Regions from separate parts of the Homo sapiens genome. Here region 2 is linked to region 1. The links are chromatin loops, found by intact Hi-C in ENCODE. Cell type or tissue: natural killer cell. All regions are shown on one strand. Each heading gives the region's core, and the rest is flanking DNA. Links, peaks and the distances in the headings are about the cores only.

Region 1 (8,344 bases), core at 215-8,214:
AATGATAGCAATAACAATATCTCTGTGAAGAATTTTCTGAATATAATGGAAAATTCACAATTAAGTTAAATAATAAGCAAATATTATTCTTAAACTTTTATTTTGCTTAATTTTTCAAATGCAACAGTTTTACAAAGATGGTAATTATGATATAATGCAATCTCCATTGTAATGTTCTTCTGTATAAGTAATTTGTGTATGAGCATTTGCTGGCTTAAAAAAGATATAATCATCCTGAAAGCTATGTAGCTAAGGTACTCTCTATTAATATCAATATTAACTGTCAACCTGTAGTCTTATTTACTTGAAGTTTCTTAATTGTTTTGTTTATAAAATTAACTACATTCATAATCCCCATTCATAATTGCAATATTGTACTCTTGCAATAATAAACATACTTTTTTATGTATTTTAAATTTTAAATGGACAGAGAATTTCAATATATAAAGCATATTACATATAGAATGTTTTTACCTGTATTTTAATGTAATTATTCAGATGGGCATGCTTTGTTCCTCTTACTAATTTTTTATGCCAATTATGCATGATGATAAATAATACGATCAGGCTGTCATTGATCATCTCAGGTTCAGAGATACCATCAATAACGCAGAAGTGGGACATTTGTTTACTCAGCCTTTAAAGGCTATGGCCAAAACTAAAGCCAAATAGAGAGTTTGGCCAAATACTGTACAAAGATTGAAGCAAAATTTCAGTGCATTTCTATATGAAATGAATAGAAACAAAATGAATTGAACTACAGCATAAGTTAATGAGACTAAAGATAAACAGTGAATCTGTAAATGCAAGAGGACATACTTCATCATTTTTTTAGATGAGAAAAAGCACCGACATTATAAGTGTGTATTTCTCATTCTTTGAAACAGAAGTGTAAATACACATGCTCCAGGAATGATCACTGCTGTAATCCTAAACACCTAGTCTTCCAATACAAAAATTCAGCCTCCCATGTGTAACTGACCCTTGCCTTGACAGATTTCTGAAACTATAGTTCAGAAACTATTGCAACCAGAGTTGCTAGGGAGTAACTTTGCCCTTTCCTGCCTAGTGATTTCTTTGGGGGAACAACTCATAATTTACAAGATATTTTCAGCAAGGCAGCCCGGCCTGCAGGACTGGGACCCTTCCTGAGCCCACCTGTAACTTCATGACAAATGCTTTAATAATCTGCCTGTTTGCTGCTTCTCGCCCTTCAGTGCTTTGCTCTAAAGACATTTGTTTTTTAAATCTATCTGAGGAAAAAGCCCTGGATAATGCAGCTTTTTCCATGATTCTCTCCACGGCCTGCCCACAGGTCAGTATTCAAGATGCCAGTGCCTCAGAGCCTAATTATTAGATGACATATTTCCTCCCGAGGCGGCACAAGCTGTTTCTTCCTTTCATAAGGTAAAAATGTGTGGACTAATCCATAATCAAACAAGGAGGGAAAATCTCTACTTAGCATAAGCACAGTCCAGAACAAAAGTTCTAACACCAATTAGTAACAATATGAATTTAAATCAGAATAGCCAATTTGCCAGTATGAAAATCCCAACCAGGAAAATGTTTCTTCCTTTTCTACAATAACAGCCCCCTCATGTACAAATAGTAGAGTGCCAGAGAGTTAGAGATCCTCTATTGGTATTTTAAAATTCTTCTATGCATAGCCATTGTCTTCATTGCAGCAACCAACCAGGGTGTTGCTGGGCAGGAGAATGTGCAAAATTATCCCAGCAGGTCATCTAATAGTGAACATGACTATGATATGGGGGCTAGCTGGAACAGCCATAAAGCTAAGATAGTACTCAGTAGAAAGAGCAGGGGGATCGGCCAGGCATGGTGGCTCATGCCTGTAATCCCAGCACATTGGGAGCCCAAGGCAGGTGGATCACCTGAGTTCGGGGGTTTGAGACCACCAGCCTGGCCAACATAGTGAAACCCCGTCTCTACTAAAAATACCTAAATTAGCTGGGTGTGGTGGTGTGCATCTCTGGTCCCAGCTACTCAGGAGGCTGAGGCAGGAGAATCGCTTGAACCCAGAAGGTGGAGGTTGCAGTGAGCCGAGATTGCACCATTGCACTCCAAACTGGGTGAGAAGAGCGAAACTCTGTCTCCAAAAAAATGAAAGAAAGAAAGAGAAGGAAAGAAAGAAAGAAAGAAAGAAAGAAAGAAAGAAAGAAAGAAGAGAGAGAAGAGAAAGAAGAGAAGAGAAGAGAAGGATTCATGAAGTTCTAGTCCACCTCTTCCTCAACACAGCTGTGAGGCAAGGAGCAAGTCATTTGCCCTTTCTGAGCCTCAGTTTCCTCATTGTAAAATGGCAAAAGTAATATGTGAAATGTCTTGGGAATTAAAGTGCCACTCAAATGTAGGAGATGATTAGTAACAGAATCATAGGACAGTTTTCCATTGAGCCCAAAGGTACGAGCAGCACAGTCCCTACCTAATTTGGTGCTATGGTGCAGCTATGGCTAAGAGTCGATGCAAATGGAACCCTCATGGGTGTTACCAACTGTATCCTCGCAAGAGTAGTTTTCGTCTCCCTGCACCTTAGGCCTTCAGAAATGAGTTTTTCCAAATATTGTTTGAAATCACAGAAAGAATTCACAACCAGAGTATATATACCTGCTTCTTTGAATAAGTGCTTCTTCTCTTACAAGCACTGAATCTAAGATCTGAGGCTAAAGATGGGTGAAACTCTTCCTCATACTCTCTAGGGATAAAGTAGTGGCATTCTTCATGTAAAATGGACTCTCTCCATTGGCCCCATGTAGTATAATGTTCAGATTTACAAATTTGTATTTTATTCCCTCCAATGAATGCATAGCAATATATAATACAGATAGATCCAGTTAAAGACACTTTCAGACCCTGAGTGACTGAGTTTAAAAAGTCAAACACAGAAATTAGACAAATGATATATGTGAAGTAAAGAGAATTTGGAAGCATTGATCAACAAAGAGGATATATTAAATATAGAGATGAAGAAAAGTAACTTGAACTGAATGAAAGAACAATGAAAATGTTACACAACATTTTAAAAGAGGCACCAATGACAAACATTGGTTGAGTAAATAATTATCTTAGGGAAAAAGTCAGGAGAGCACCTTAATTAAATTACTTAATTTAATTAAAGAGTTTCATTAACTTATTAAAACCTTCAAAAATCCATGGGTTTCCTCTAACAAAGCCTGCTGAAGCCCACTGTGGGCGGGATGCTGTGCTCTCAGTGGAAGGGTAATGCCAGAGAAGAAGATGGAGGAGAACTGGGTTTGAGCCCCAGTGTTATCCTTTGCTGCAGGACTTTAAGCAAGGTGCTCAGCTTCTCTGGGTCTGGTTTCTACAACTGCAAGATGTGTGATTAGACTAGATTAAAAGTAGCAAACTGGAGATCAAAAGGCTGCTCTCCAAATGAACCATAACAAAAACATTTTGGAAACTACATAAAAATCAAGACTGCTGGATTTTCCTGAAAAGTTAGAGTAGCCCCTCACTTTGGTTAGCCTTACTGTACGCAATAATAGGCTGGAGCTGATTGTCTTTCTGCCAGGGGAAAGTATAGTTCCCTAGTGGTATGTGGAGTCAGCAAATGTCTGCTTACACAATTACACTTTGCCCTGCTTCACTCACTTAAATTACCTGCCCGGGCCTGGGAGCATTTACATTTGTACCACTGAATAGCTGTTCTCCATCATCCCATTTGGTCTTCAGACTCCATAATCCTTTAAAGCTCTGCACCTGGAATGAAAAATCCAGCACAGTGAATTCTCGTCTTACTCTCTAATTTCAATCATCCCACCAGTTGGAGAAAAGCACTTAGAGATTTGGATCTAGAAACTGAAACGTATGTACTGATGGTCTGAAAACTCTTTAAAAAATAAACTAACCACCTTCCACCCCTCACGTGTCACTGTGGTATTTACTTTAGCTTCCTGTTCATCCGCTTTGCTTCCTGTCCAAGTTGATTTCTGCTTTACAGTCAAATGTACAAAGACTTTCCATAGTAATCAATTTCAAAGCATAACATTAATCTTTTTCACTTGAACCAAACACTTCAGAAACCTAAAATGCTAACTTAATGAGAATAATACCTGGATGCCAAAGATGGAACCCTTGAAGCTTTTTAAACAACTAAAGGATTTCCTGCAAACACTAAATCTTGTCTCTTACCCCTTTTTAAACCACTTCCATAAAAGGAAATATATTCTATTTTGACCAGACCGAGCACAAACACAAGGTTAAAAATGTTTGCCTGACACTTTTCAATACCCCTGCTTTGAATGCAGCAGTTTGTTTTGCTGCCGTATTTCTTTCAAATGATGTGCTTTGTGAGAATTCTAGATTCATCAAAATACCTATAAGCAAAGTTTTTAGTAGAAAGCGTTAGCTAGCTGCTTGCATGCTTTTGAATGTGAGAGATTTTCCCATATGTTGCCATATCATTTAGATTATATCTAAGTGATGCCAAAAAACTGGAGGAAAAGAGGGAGATTCTATTATCTATGTTTTATCTGCAAGTCACCAAACAGATAGCTGTTTCAGATCACCCAGCTGTGTGGCAACATATAGCTAAAACATCTGGGTGATTAGCTGAATTACTCATTTTCATCAAGACATTTTGTTCTCCTATAGACAATATCTGAGCTGTACACATGGATGTGTACAGTATATGCGTGTGTTTACCTATGTACATGTGTCCCTAAGATGACAAATTTAAGCAATTGTTTTAGACACAAAATGCAGGGTGAGATCTCCCTTCATCTCCTGCTGGACGATTCTAACAACCAATGGCTCTTTTCCATCTATGCCTGCCAACCCTGAATCAGGCCAAGGAGCAAAGCTGGGAGGTCAACCCAGGCAAAGCCAGCAGAAAAGGGCTGTACTTCCCTTCTTTGCAATCCCAAGCCAAGAATTGCTGACCCTGAGTGTGCACACAAATTGCTGGTAGATGAGGCATTGGGGAATGCAGCAGGGGCGGGAAGAATCACAAAATAATAGAAAGCTACTATTTAAAATGTGCATATTCGGTACAAGGCTCTAGGCTAAATGTCTTTACCTGCATTGTCCCATTTGATTCTCACAATAACTCTTTAAGGCAAGAACTATTATTCTCACTCTCCTACTTTTTTTTCTTTGGTTTTTTGGTGGTGTTTGTTTGTGTTTTTTTGTTTTTTTTTTTTTTTTTTTTTACAAATGAGGAGACTCAGAAAAGTTAAGTAACAAGCAAGTGTCTGTATTTGAAGGCAAGTTTGTCTGACTTCCAAACACACCTCTTAGTAATGCAACTACACTGCTTAGTCTGGGTTGCAGGTGGCCACCCTCCTCAAAGTGACACTGGAGCACTTTCAAAGCATGTCATCCCAGGCTGAGATGATAGTCCTGGTTAAGCTCCCTCCCCACAAGATTATAAAGTAGAGTAATGGTGACAACTGCCCCTGTGCTGATCCAAAGCTTCACTACTGAAACCTTAGTTAATTCCCTAAAATCTTTGAGCAGGGTTCGGGAGGAAGAGGGAACCAAAGTTACGCAGTCTTCACAATAAAAATACATGCCATTTGAATCACTAAAGTGGGCAAGGTATAATTTATACTGTTATATTTCAAGCTGACTAGTTCCTGTATTTTCTAACAAGTCCAGTCTCAAACATTCTCTCTCTCATTGTCAATCTATCTATTTTGATTTGGGGTTTATAAAATTAGACTGCTGAACTCCCATGGTAGACTGTGACCTCATCTACCATCTTGGTATGTTACAGTTATTTGAGTTATGGATGGCTGCAATTATTTTATTAAATATATGCTCACTATAGCACTTTTAATATATGGCCATTAAATATTGTGCTTAAGGGGACACTTCTCCCGGAAAAAAAAAATGCATGTTTTTTATTCTTGGAATCTGGGCAGGAATGATATATCACATCATGGTACCATGAGGCAAACAATAGAAGATATTGAACACAGAAAACTTTTGAAACTAAACAAGCAAATAATTGTCATCCCAATTATTTCATTATGGCTGACAATAGAATGACACAAAAGACTGAGTGAGTGGCTCCCAGAATGGCATGACAATCATAAAAGACTCAAGACACAAAGAGACAGCAGAATTCATACAATATGCAGTGTACAGTAAAACCTTGTTATTCTGATCACAGATCTTTTTCCCCGAGTAGTATGTAATTCAAAACAATTCCCACTCCTCAACTGCCTAGACAGTCTTATTGTTAGTTTATTAAAATACGAGCTCATTTTAACCTGGCTAATTCAAGTCAAATTTTGCCAGCCCCTTACATGGTAACTAATGAGATTTTACTTCAACTCTGTTTCATCTCCTGGCCTCTGACTACTCCCAAATTAGTTTCACAAATGCAATTGTGCAGAGTAAAAGAAAACCACCATACTGAATGGTAATAACACATGTGGAAAAATATATGTTGAATAGCTGTTCTTTCATGACTTTCTGAGTTCTCTGCCCTTTTTAAAATTTCCCTTATGTTTATATATTAAACTATAATCTGAATGTACTCAAAGCATGTGATTTATAGAAAAAGAGAAGGAAAGAGAGGAAGAGAGATTTAAAGTTTTTCACTGCTAAGAAAAACCATTAGTATCTAATAATAATAATATATCATAATAATGCAATGTATTGGCACTGACTACATGCAAAAAAATTTTAAATATTTTATAGAGTCTTCACAGTAACCATAAATTCAGTACTATAAGCCTTCTTTTGTTGATGAAGAGAGGCACAGAAAGGTTAAGCAACTTGCCCCAGGCCATGAAGTTGTAAGTGGCCAGCGGCTGGACTCAGGGTGAACAGCAATTTAGGCCTCTGGTTAGGAGGACAAAGATGAGGCTGGCCAAGTCCACATGCTGAGCTCCATCTTCCTTCCTCCCACCTTCACTTGACTCTCCCAGCACCACCACCATCACAGGCCACGGAAAAGCTGAACCTCTAGATGACCTGTTTCATCCTCAATTTCCCGTACCCCAAAACATTAGAGAATTCCCAAATCCCCAAACAATAATGATCCCTTTTCCAGCCAGCACTTCAAGAACAGGAGAGAAGGGGCAAGCCCCCCTGAGTTCTGAGTCCCGCAGGTACCTCGGCCCCTCACTGCCAGCAGCCAGGGAATTTGTATTCTATTGGGCTGGTTGTTTCCAGCTGTCACAGTCTGCTCTAAAACCTGTGTTTGTTCTACTGCTAAGAATTTCAATGCCACCCCAATAACCCTTTTCCTCAGCATAATTTGGATAGGACACAAACTGTCAACACTACATGCCTGGGTTATTCCATGAGCATAGTGGATGCTCCGGTACCTGTTCATATTTCTCTCACCAGGTCAACATGCCCAGCTCCCAGCTTCTGTGGCTGTGGTCTGCAAAAGGCACACAGCTGTATCCATTGCAGAAGAATTGCATCCTGCCTAATGGGCCTGCCTCACCTTGGAAGTTAGGCCAGTGGCCAATGACTGACTACCTCAGACACAAAGCTGACCCCTTGCATTAAAGGGCCACCAACTTGATGGTGCAATTTGCTATCCAAAGCTCCCTAGAAGTCCAAGATAACGCTAGGCTCCAGCCGAAAACGCATCCTTCTTACCCTTCTTCCCCTGACCTCGTACTTCCCTCACTCCCCTTCTCCTGTGGGCACCTGCTTAATGAATCATGTATACCAGACTCCTGTCTCAGGCTCTGCTTCTAGAAACTAAGACAATCTCAATGCTCTCCCAAACCCAGGACTGTTCATTTCAGTCCTATCCTCTGACTCCAGAACATCCTTCCTCTAAGAACTTCCACTACTCTCAGGATCCTACATCATCTTCCTTCTATCTAGAAACTCCTCAGCTAACTCACTCCAAACTTTATACAGCTGTCATGGGGTATTTTCAATCACCATATAATGTTTTTCCTACCTATAGAAGTAGAAAATATTCATAACCTATAATCATTTTCCTGAGCAAGTTATGTCAAAGATTTTGTTCTGTCAAGGTAGTAGCAGATTGTACATGAGGAACAGTGAATACATTTTTGTTTTGGGAGCCTTCTGCATCACTTTATCTTTTTAACAGCATTGAAGAGTAGGCCTTCTCCAGATAAGATTGCCTGGCCCAGGACAATTACCCAGTGAGGATTAAGATCAATCTCTGGGTTAGACTGTGAACAAAATTTTGTCATCAAGTCATAATCTCTGCTTTCTTGGTCCTGAGATCAGGGCACCCTTCCAATTGTGGGAACACAGAAACGTGACATTTCTTTGAGTGGTTAACTGTAGATGCTCATACATGTCTGTATACAAGCCCATACACACACACACATATGCACATGTCCTTCTGGCCCAACATAAA
Region 2 (8,344 bases), core at 203-8,202, 110 kb before region 1:
TGGATCAGAGATACCAAGGAGATCCACCTCAAGATACCAGGATGAAACAGAAGAGTAATCTTCAAGAAGTGCTTACCATTGCCTAATTCCGTGCTTGTAGAAAGCATTCCAGGGGCTGTTACTAAAGAAAACGAAAATCGCCCCCAAAGAGTTCTGGACTCAAGTCAACCAGTGGAACAGCATTTAAAAAGATATTTGTCTAGGGAGGGATTATAGATTTTCTAAACTCCATTTCTAATAATTGGAGCGGCACATGTGGCTGGTAACTTGATAAAAATGAATACACGAAGGCCGTTATAACAGATGGAGCATTTTAGTCAAAAAATAACAAGCCATTTCTTCCTCGGGCAAAAGGAGCCAACTAATTGAATGTGGTGGGAACGTAAAAATTCAGAGCCTCAAGCACATGAAGTCACTTAGACATTTATGGCTTGGGATGAACTTGAAAAATATAGTAAAGAAAAATCTACAATGAGCAACAGATTTATGGGCTTAAAATGTACTTCCATTTGCCCTTAAAAAGCCTTCTGGGAAGAAATTTTCATTATATTTTGGACAACATGATGTTCTATCTTCTGTATCTAGAAAGTTCAAACCGGGCTAACCAGTGATGACGGAAAAGAAAATTGTATTATACCTTGATATTTTTGTGTTTCTGTTCAGTATTTTCTCAACTGAGACCACTTAGTGCCTTGTATTGATCATCATTTCATATTTATTGAGTGCCAGTGCTCAATACAACACACAGAAGATATGATGAAAACTACATCAGCGAAGTGGAGTAGAAGGTAGGGTAATGTTCCAGTAAGTTTGGGCAGTTACCTAAAACCAGAAGCATTTCTATCAGCAGGGTTCTAAGCACAGGTTATTCTTTTAAATGTCTTGGGATTGTGAAGGAGGATAGAAAGGGAGGATCTGGAAGAAGCCTTTGAAAATAGCTGTCTAGAATTGTGTTGATACAGTTTAAACTCTCTAAACCATACTATTCTGCTTATAATAATCAAGACTATTAAGAGATGGGGTGTCGGAAGTGACAAGTGACTCCTTAAAAATAAAGTTGGTCTCCAATTTAAGTTTAAAAATAATGTAGTATTTGATTATATATAATCCAAAGTATAACACACATACTGATTTTTAAATAGGAAGGAAGGAAGGGAGGGAGGGAGGGAAGGAAAGAGAAAGAAAGAGAAAAGAAAGAAAGAAAAAGAAAGAAAGAAAGAAGGAAAGAAAGAAAGAAAGAAAAGGAAAGAAAAAAAGAACAGAAAAGAAAAGAAGAATTTCAAATAATTTATATACAGTGAACACTTTACGCTCCAAGAGGTGAGGCATAATTCCCCATTCTTTAAGTATGGCGTGTGTATAGAAACTCATTTTCAAAGAGCACAGTGTGAACGCGAGGGGAAAAGTAACTTCATAGTGGAGAAATCTGGCAAACACTACCTCAGTCAGGTTACCAACAGGTTACCTCCATCAAACATCAACAGTGAGAAGTCACATTGATAGCATGCACCCTTGATATGATATGGTGGTCTTCCTCTCCAAATCCATAAACCCAGTCTACTCATGAGAAAAACATCAGATACATTCCACTTGAGGAATAGTCTACAAAATACCTTACCAAAACTCAATATATTCAAAAGCAAGGAAATTCTGAGATACTGTCACAGCCCATAGGAGTCTAAGAAGACATACTGAATGTAATGTGGCATCCTGAATGGGATTCTGGAAGAGAAAAAGAATATTAAGTAAAAACTAAGGGAATCTGAATAAAGTATGAACTATATTTAAAATTGGTTCATTTATTGTGACAAATACACCATAATAATTTAAGGTGCTAAAAATAGGAAAAACTGGGTGATGAATTTATGGGAACTCCTTGCTATCTTTTCATGTTTTCTGCATTTTTCTAAAACTACTAAAAGAAAATTTTATTTTAAAAAATAAAATGGAAGGTGGTTGCAGCAAAGAAACAATAGAAGAGGTGAGCATTAAAAGGAAATGGAAGTTAACATCAAAAGTAGGAGCTCTCATGAATAGGGCTGCAATGAACATTCACGTGCATGTGTCTTTATGGTAGAATGATTCATATTCTTTTGGGTATATACCCAATAATGAGATTGAGATTGCTGGGTCCAACGGTAGTTCTGTTTTTAGCTCTTTGAGGAATCACCACACTGCTTTCTGCAATGGTTGAACGAATTTACACTCCTACCAACAGTGTATAAGCGTTCCCCTTTCTCTGCAACCTCACCAGCATCTATTATTTTTTGACTTTTTAATAATAGCCATTCTGACTGGTTCGTGAGATGGTATTTCGTTGTGGTTTCGATTTGCATTTCCCTAATGATCAGCGATATTGAGCTTTTTTCATATGCTTCCCGGGCCACATGTATGTCTTCCTTTGAAAATTGTCTGTTCATGTTCTTTGCCCACTTTTTAATGGGGTTGTTTGGGGGTTTTTGGGCAAATTAAAAGAAATGAAATCAACCTAAATGCCCACCAATGATAGACCAGATAAAGAAAGTGTGGTACATATACAACATGGACTACTACCCAGCCATAAGAAAGCACAAGATCACGTCCTTTGCAGGAACATGGGTGGAGCTGGAGGCCATTATCCTTAGCAAACTAACACAGGAACAGAAAACCAAATACTGCATGTTCTCACTTATAAGCAGAAGCTAAATGATGAGAACACATAGACACAAAGAAGAGAACAGCAGACACTGAGGCCTATTTGAGGGTGGAGGACGGGAGGAGGGAGAAAAGCAGAAAAAAATAACTATTGAGTACTAGGCTTAGTATCTTAGCATTGGGACCATACAACAAACCCGTGTGACAGGAGTTTACCTACATAACAAACCTGCATATCTACCCTTAACCTAAAATATAAGTTAAGGAAAAAAAAAAAAAAGTAGGAGCTCTCAACCCAGTGGAGTCTTGAATGTTAGCACTGGGGAAAAAAAGTCAAAATTCATGGTTAAATGCCAAAGAGAACTGTTTGGAACAATGTGTTAAGAACAGCTGTGAGATATTCATAAGCACAATTAGCACCTTGACTGACTGGCAGTCAAAAATAAACCAGCTGTAGGGGAGTGAGCAGGCCAGGGTCATAAACAGTTCCTGCAATGCCTTCGAAATGAGACAAGGCAGCCCGCAAGAGGAAAGTGTTAGGTAAACAGAGGCCAGATTTGTAACAAGAACTCCTGTGTTATGTGTTCTCTCTGGTGTTTCTAATTAAGAGTAAGAGTTGAACCTCATTTTTTCAAAATTATCATTTTGACATTTTTTTCACTTTTATAAAGGCTTTTATGTCTAGATACCGCAGCGCATGCTGCTCACTACCTTAAATTTTGCCTAGTAGAAGAGAACCTAAAACCAATTCTGCAATGCTACATCCGACCAGCCTTTAGTTTCAGCTGCAGGTTCTTTATTTGGAGGGGCTGAATCATCCATTTCTCACCTTTTTCACCAGCCAAGTATTTTTAACTTACTGTCAGCTATGCAGTGAACATAGGTCTATAAAGAAAATGTGCATTTTTCACTTTTCTGCTTTCAATTGCTGAATCCAGGAATGCATTACAGAAAAAAAAAAAGTAAGGTATTTTATGTAAAAATAATATTGGTTTGTTTCACATTCTTCTCCATTTTTGTTTTTAGTGCTCAAAGTGAGTCTTTGCCACTCTAAACAGAGACCACTTCTTAACTGGTGACAGCTTATTTGCACTACCCCAAGTAAAGAAAAACAGTGTGCAGTGGCCCTGAGATCTCCAATGGGCTGCAGGGCTAGATGAGTTGTAGAGATGGTTGTATCCAACTCCCTATACCAGGAAGATCTGATCCAGAAGCTGAGCCTCTGTGTACCTGTCCTGCTAGACCTCAAAATCTGGAACAGGGAAGGGACAGAGCTTAAACTGATGTTTTAGAGCCATTTACACACTGATAAGGAACTCAACATCAGGAAAACAGTTTGTTCCAACATCTAAAGGAAACTGTCAGGGTTACATTGGGCTCTTAGGAGTAAACTAAGAAAATGGAAGTAGGGAGGCCAAGCAATGGGTAGAAGAAGAAGAGAGAGGTGCATTTCTCATCATGAGCACATGTGGACAGCATAGCAATTAAAAGCATTTAAGCAAGACTTTGCTTCTCTCTCTGTTGTTGTTGTTGTTAGCATGATAAATAAAGAATAGATTTCCTGGTCAGGGCTAGAAAAGTATACAGCAATGACTGGATTTACAGAATGGTGAAATTCAGGTAATACAATTCTATGTGCTACATTCAAAAACAGAAAGAATAAATTATGCCTTGGAAAAAGGAACACTGGGAAATACCAAGCCAATTAAGATACTGATTACCAGATTTGCTGGCTGAGCACATACTGCATACCCAGAATCGGTATGCCACAAAACACAGAACAGAGAAATTAAGATGGGGAAAGGTCATCTATAAAAGGTGACCAGAGCAAGATGTTTTGAAGGTATGAAGGCTTGAAGGCAAGCACAGGGGCAGGGTCTGACAGGAGGGAGGGTGACGGCCCATGCAGAAGGAAATAGTTACCCCTTGAGCTATGCAAGTTTGAAGAAAACTCCAAAGTATCTGTTCTGTCCTCAGAGTCTTTACAGATATTTCAGATGGGCAAAACCAAACTCAATTCTGTAACAGAAAAGCAAATAATTATAGTAAACACTTATATAGCAATTGTTCTATGTCAGATACATATAAATATAGTAACTTATTTAATGTTTACAATAATCCTATGCAGAAGGGACTTTGTTCTCCCTATTTTACAGATGAAAACAGAGTTTGGTTGCAAAACCAAACTTAATTCTATAACAGAAAAGCAAATACTTCAGATGGGCAAATACAGATATTTCAGATGGGCAAAACCAAACTCAATTCTGTAACAGAAAAGCAAATAATTATAGTAAATACTTATGTACCAATTGTTCTATGTCAGATACACATAAATATATTAACTTATTTAATATTTACAATAATCTTATGCAGAGGGGACTTTGTTCGCCCTATTTTACAAATGAAAAAAACCAGACACAAAGAGGTCAAGTGACTTGCCCAAGGTTACACAGCTAATAAGTGTGCTCTTAGCCATTATATGCTGATTCGTATCCCATATAAGCTACCTGCCACCAGACAAGAGCATACATATTCAGCTTATAGCTGTGCTGTGACCTAAAACAATTAAAATAAACTGTTCGGAGCCACTTTGCTTCTTCGTCTTTGTGCTCTCACTCAACCATTCCACAAATACATTAATATATCGAATGCATACTGTGCACCATGCACTATTATAAGATTTGGGGATACAAAACATTAAATATCCTTGCCTTCCTGAAGCATACATTCTAGTGAGGGACAACAGACAAATAAAATAAATAAGCATCATATGTAGTATATTAGACAGTAATACGTATGGTGGATACAAAGCAGGAAAGAGAGACAGAAATCACAGCTGAAATTTTGAATGTTATATATCCTGAAAGAGCTGAGGGAGAAAACCAACAGGTATTCAGGGAGAAAGCACTCCAGGTAGAGGGAGCAGCAAACATAAATATCCTAGGGCCAGAAAGGGAGAAAATGTCCAAGGGGATTTTGTGGCTAGAATGGATTTATCTTTGGTTAAGTCCCTAGGCCAAGTCTCAAAATGTGTTTTATCCCAAATAAAAGTGAAGTACAAGCAGTCTTCAAATTATGTATACTTCACATACTGCTCTTCTACTACAAGGATTTCCCTTCATATATCATCCTTCCAGAAATAACTCAAAAGCTACTGACTCCTCCCAGATTCTTCCTTAGTCTCTTGCTAAGAGCAGTACATGCCTTTTCCAAATTCCTTATGGTATTCACCACTCCCCACCTTGCTTTTGATTATACTTTATCTTATACATTCATTGAGGACAGAATATGGATTTGGTTCATTATTTAATTCTCTACTGACTTTGGCCTTGCTCGTTGTCAATATTCAATAAATGGTTGTTGAAAAGGTTTGAGTGCGTGATTTCTATTGAATTAAACTCCATATTATACTAATGTTACTAACTTCACATCTCTATTTTATTACAATGAGGAAAGATATTTTAGCCGTACTTTCTCAAATTTTTGGTTGCTTAATACAATTTTTTTGCCAAAATATTTCAACTTATCAATATGTAAAACTTCAAGCTTATATTTTAAGCTTCAATGATCTTAAAGAGTAACACATTTTCCCACACAACCATAAACTAAAAGAGAAAGATTCATTTCTATGACTTTGCTGTAAATAAAAATGGCAGATTGCAAAATATCTTTGCTTATGTAATCAAAACATAATAAAGAATAACATATTTAAATATGTCAAGTAGAGAGAATATTTTTAAATGAAGCTGAATTTCCATTTTTTCCCAATCTGGCAACGACCAGTGGCTTCTCTCCTATGATTTCCTGACTGAAAAATTTATTAGATAGAATGTGTTCCTGTAAGGAATACTAAAAAATCTGACATGGGCTTGTGAGGATAGTATAGCTAATGATTCACTACCACACTGCTTTCAAAAATCAAGAAGTACAAAGATAAGGTAAGACAGAGTAGGACAGAATTTAAAATAATTTCCCCAAAAATTCTCCTTATTCCTCTGATATAGAATGAAGTCAATAATGTCACAGAACTGATTTGAAACTAACCAGGCATCTATTTCAGCTTCATGGTTATTAATGGTTTTAAGAGTAGAAAATAAATGCGAAAATCAATGATAGAAACATTTTGGGGAAACAAATTCCTGGTTTGGAATTGTTTCCTCCTTCTGTGTCTACCTCCGTGGAGTGACTTTAGGTGGTATGACCTGGCTGGGGTGTGCAGGCCTCTATGCAGAACACTCACTTGGGGAAGCTGGCCCTTGGCCCAAGGAAAGCTGTTCAAAGATCCTGACTGAGGCTCCAATTGATCAATAGATGAACACTGCTGATGCTGAGGACTGGATAACCCAGGACACTTCTGCTCAAGGACCTATAGATTAACCAAGACTTCATGTCTTATTGCAGAGGGGATAAGAGGGGAAGGCAGATGCAATGTTCTGGCTATCAGACACTAGAAACTGCTCAGCCCCTAATAAACACAACTCAATACTCTCTGTGCCATCTTGGGTTTCAAAATATGAGTCTCTTGGAATATAGAAGCTATTTTCCCTTTTTCCCCTCTCCTTTTCCTAATCCAGAATAGCATCACCTCCTCAATTGTCTTGAATATAATTTTTTCCCAAAACTAAACCTGGCTGTCATTCATACCGTCTTCAGTCATTCATACCGTCTTCAATCATTCATACAATAAATATTTCCAGAGCACCCACCGTGTGACTGGGCTTGCAAGACAGGATGCTGAAAAGACAGGTGTGGTTCTTGTGTTCCTTAGGGACAGAGGAAAGGATGAGTGCCCTGAAGTGCAGTGAACAATGACCCACAGCCCGCTTCTCAATACACGATGGCTTATTGAAGAATGTGTCACACAATGAAAGACACTGGTAAACACTGAACCTCACAAAGTGAGGTTCTAGGGAGAGGCAAGAATTATATCAGAACCACAGAAGGAGATTTTCCAAGCTCCACAAGCCCAACAATAGTTTTCACCCCTCCCACCTAACGGCCTCCCACTCCCACTCCAATTCCAATGTTAACCTTACCACCTCCTCTCCTGCCCAATATAATGGAAACATTTGTATTTTTCCTTCTTAGCCATTTTTTTTTCTCTGCAGTCTATAGAGGGGTACATGAGGCTGATGGTGGGGAAAATAGAGTACACTTTGGGCTTTGCATTTCCACAACTGATTCATGACATTAGCAGAGGCAGGCACTTGAGAACAAGAAAAAACAAAACTATTGGAGATTCTGAAGATTTGGCTTTGAATTACAAAAGATAAATTCTGGAAAATTCAGAACAAAGCATTCATGGAGTGGGAAACATTTCAGAGGAAACTAGCTGTGCAAAGAGCAGCTTTCCTACCACTTGGAGAAGAAATAATAATTGTAAGAGCTTGCATGCTGTGAGGACCTGAGAAGTGGCTTGGCACACTGACAATGCCATCTCTCATAGGACCTTGGTAGCATCCACACCAGAAGTCACAGGTGAGAACTGGGGATTTCAGAGAAAAAGAGCCCATTTCCTGGCTTTCCACAATGCGGTTCAGATACTGCGCAGCTCACAGCAAAGCCCTGAGTTTGACACGATGCCAAGCTGTAGGTCAAAGGGCCGAAGGAGGAATATAGGTGCAGTTCCCAAAGCTGTGATTTCTGCAGGGTGGTAAGTGGAAAAGAGCCAAGAGTACCTAAGAAGGCACACAATCCCAATGCGCATACA

Evidence for each region. Peaks named below come from ENCODE experiments on the same cell type or tissue, not always from the same donor. Only the 100,000 strongest peaks of a DNase experiment are listed, where the experiment ranks them.
Region 2: a loop joins it to region 1, with 3 times the contacts of the local background. A loop is called at or near these places in 2 of 110 quality-filtered maps.

What each region holds. Positions count from the first base shown.
Region 1 is chr3:177,534,786-177,543,129 of GRCh38, reverse strand. LINC00578 (long intergenic non-protein coding RNA 578) reads right to left here. Exons shown (of 4, transcript NR_047568.1): 2 at 3,637-3,735. Among named protein-coding and RNA genes, the nearest start is that of LINC00578, 97 kb to the right of the region's middle. In natural killer cell, for the core only: no CTCF peak of the experiment used is centred there; a DNase peak (open chromatin) is centred at 3,919; H3K27ac peaks cover 1,507 bases.
Region 2 is chr3:177,647,844-177,656,187 of GRCh38, reverse strand. All of the region lies in intron 3 of LINC00578 (long intergenic non-protein coding RNA 578), which reads right to left. Among named protein-coding and RNA genes, the nearest start is that of LINC02015, 160 kb to the left of the region's middle. RefSeq lists silencers at 2,933-3,227, 3,141-3,341. In natural killer cell, for the core only: no CTCF peak of the experiment used is centred there; a DNase peak (open chromatin) is centred at 8,127; H3K27ac peaks cover 749 bases.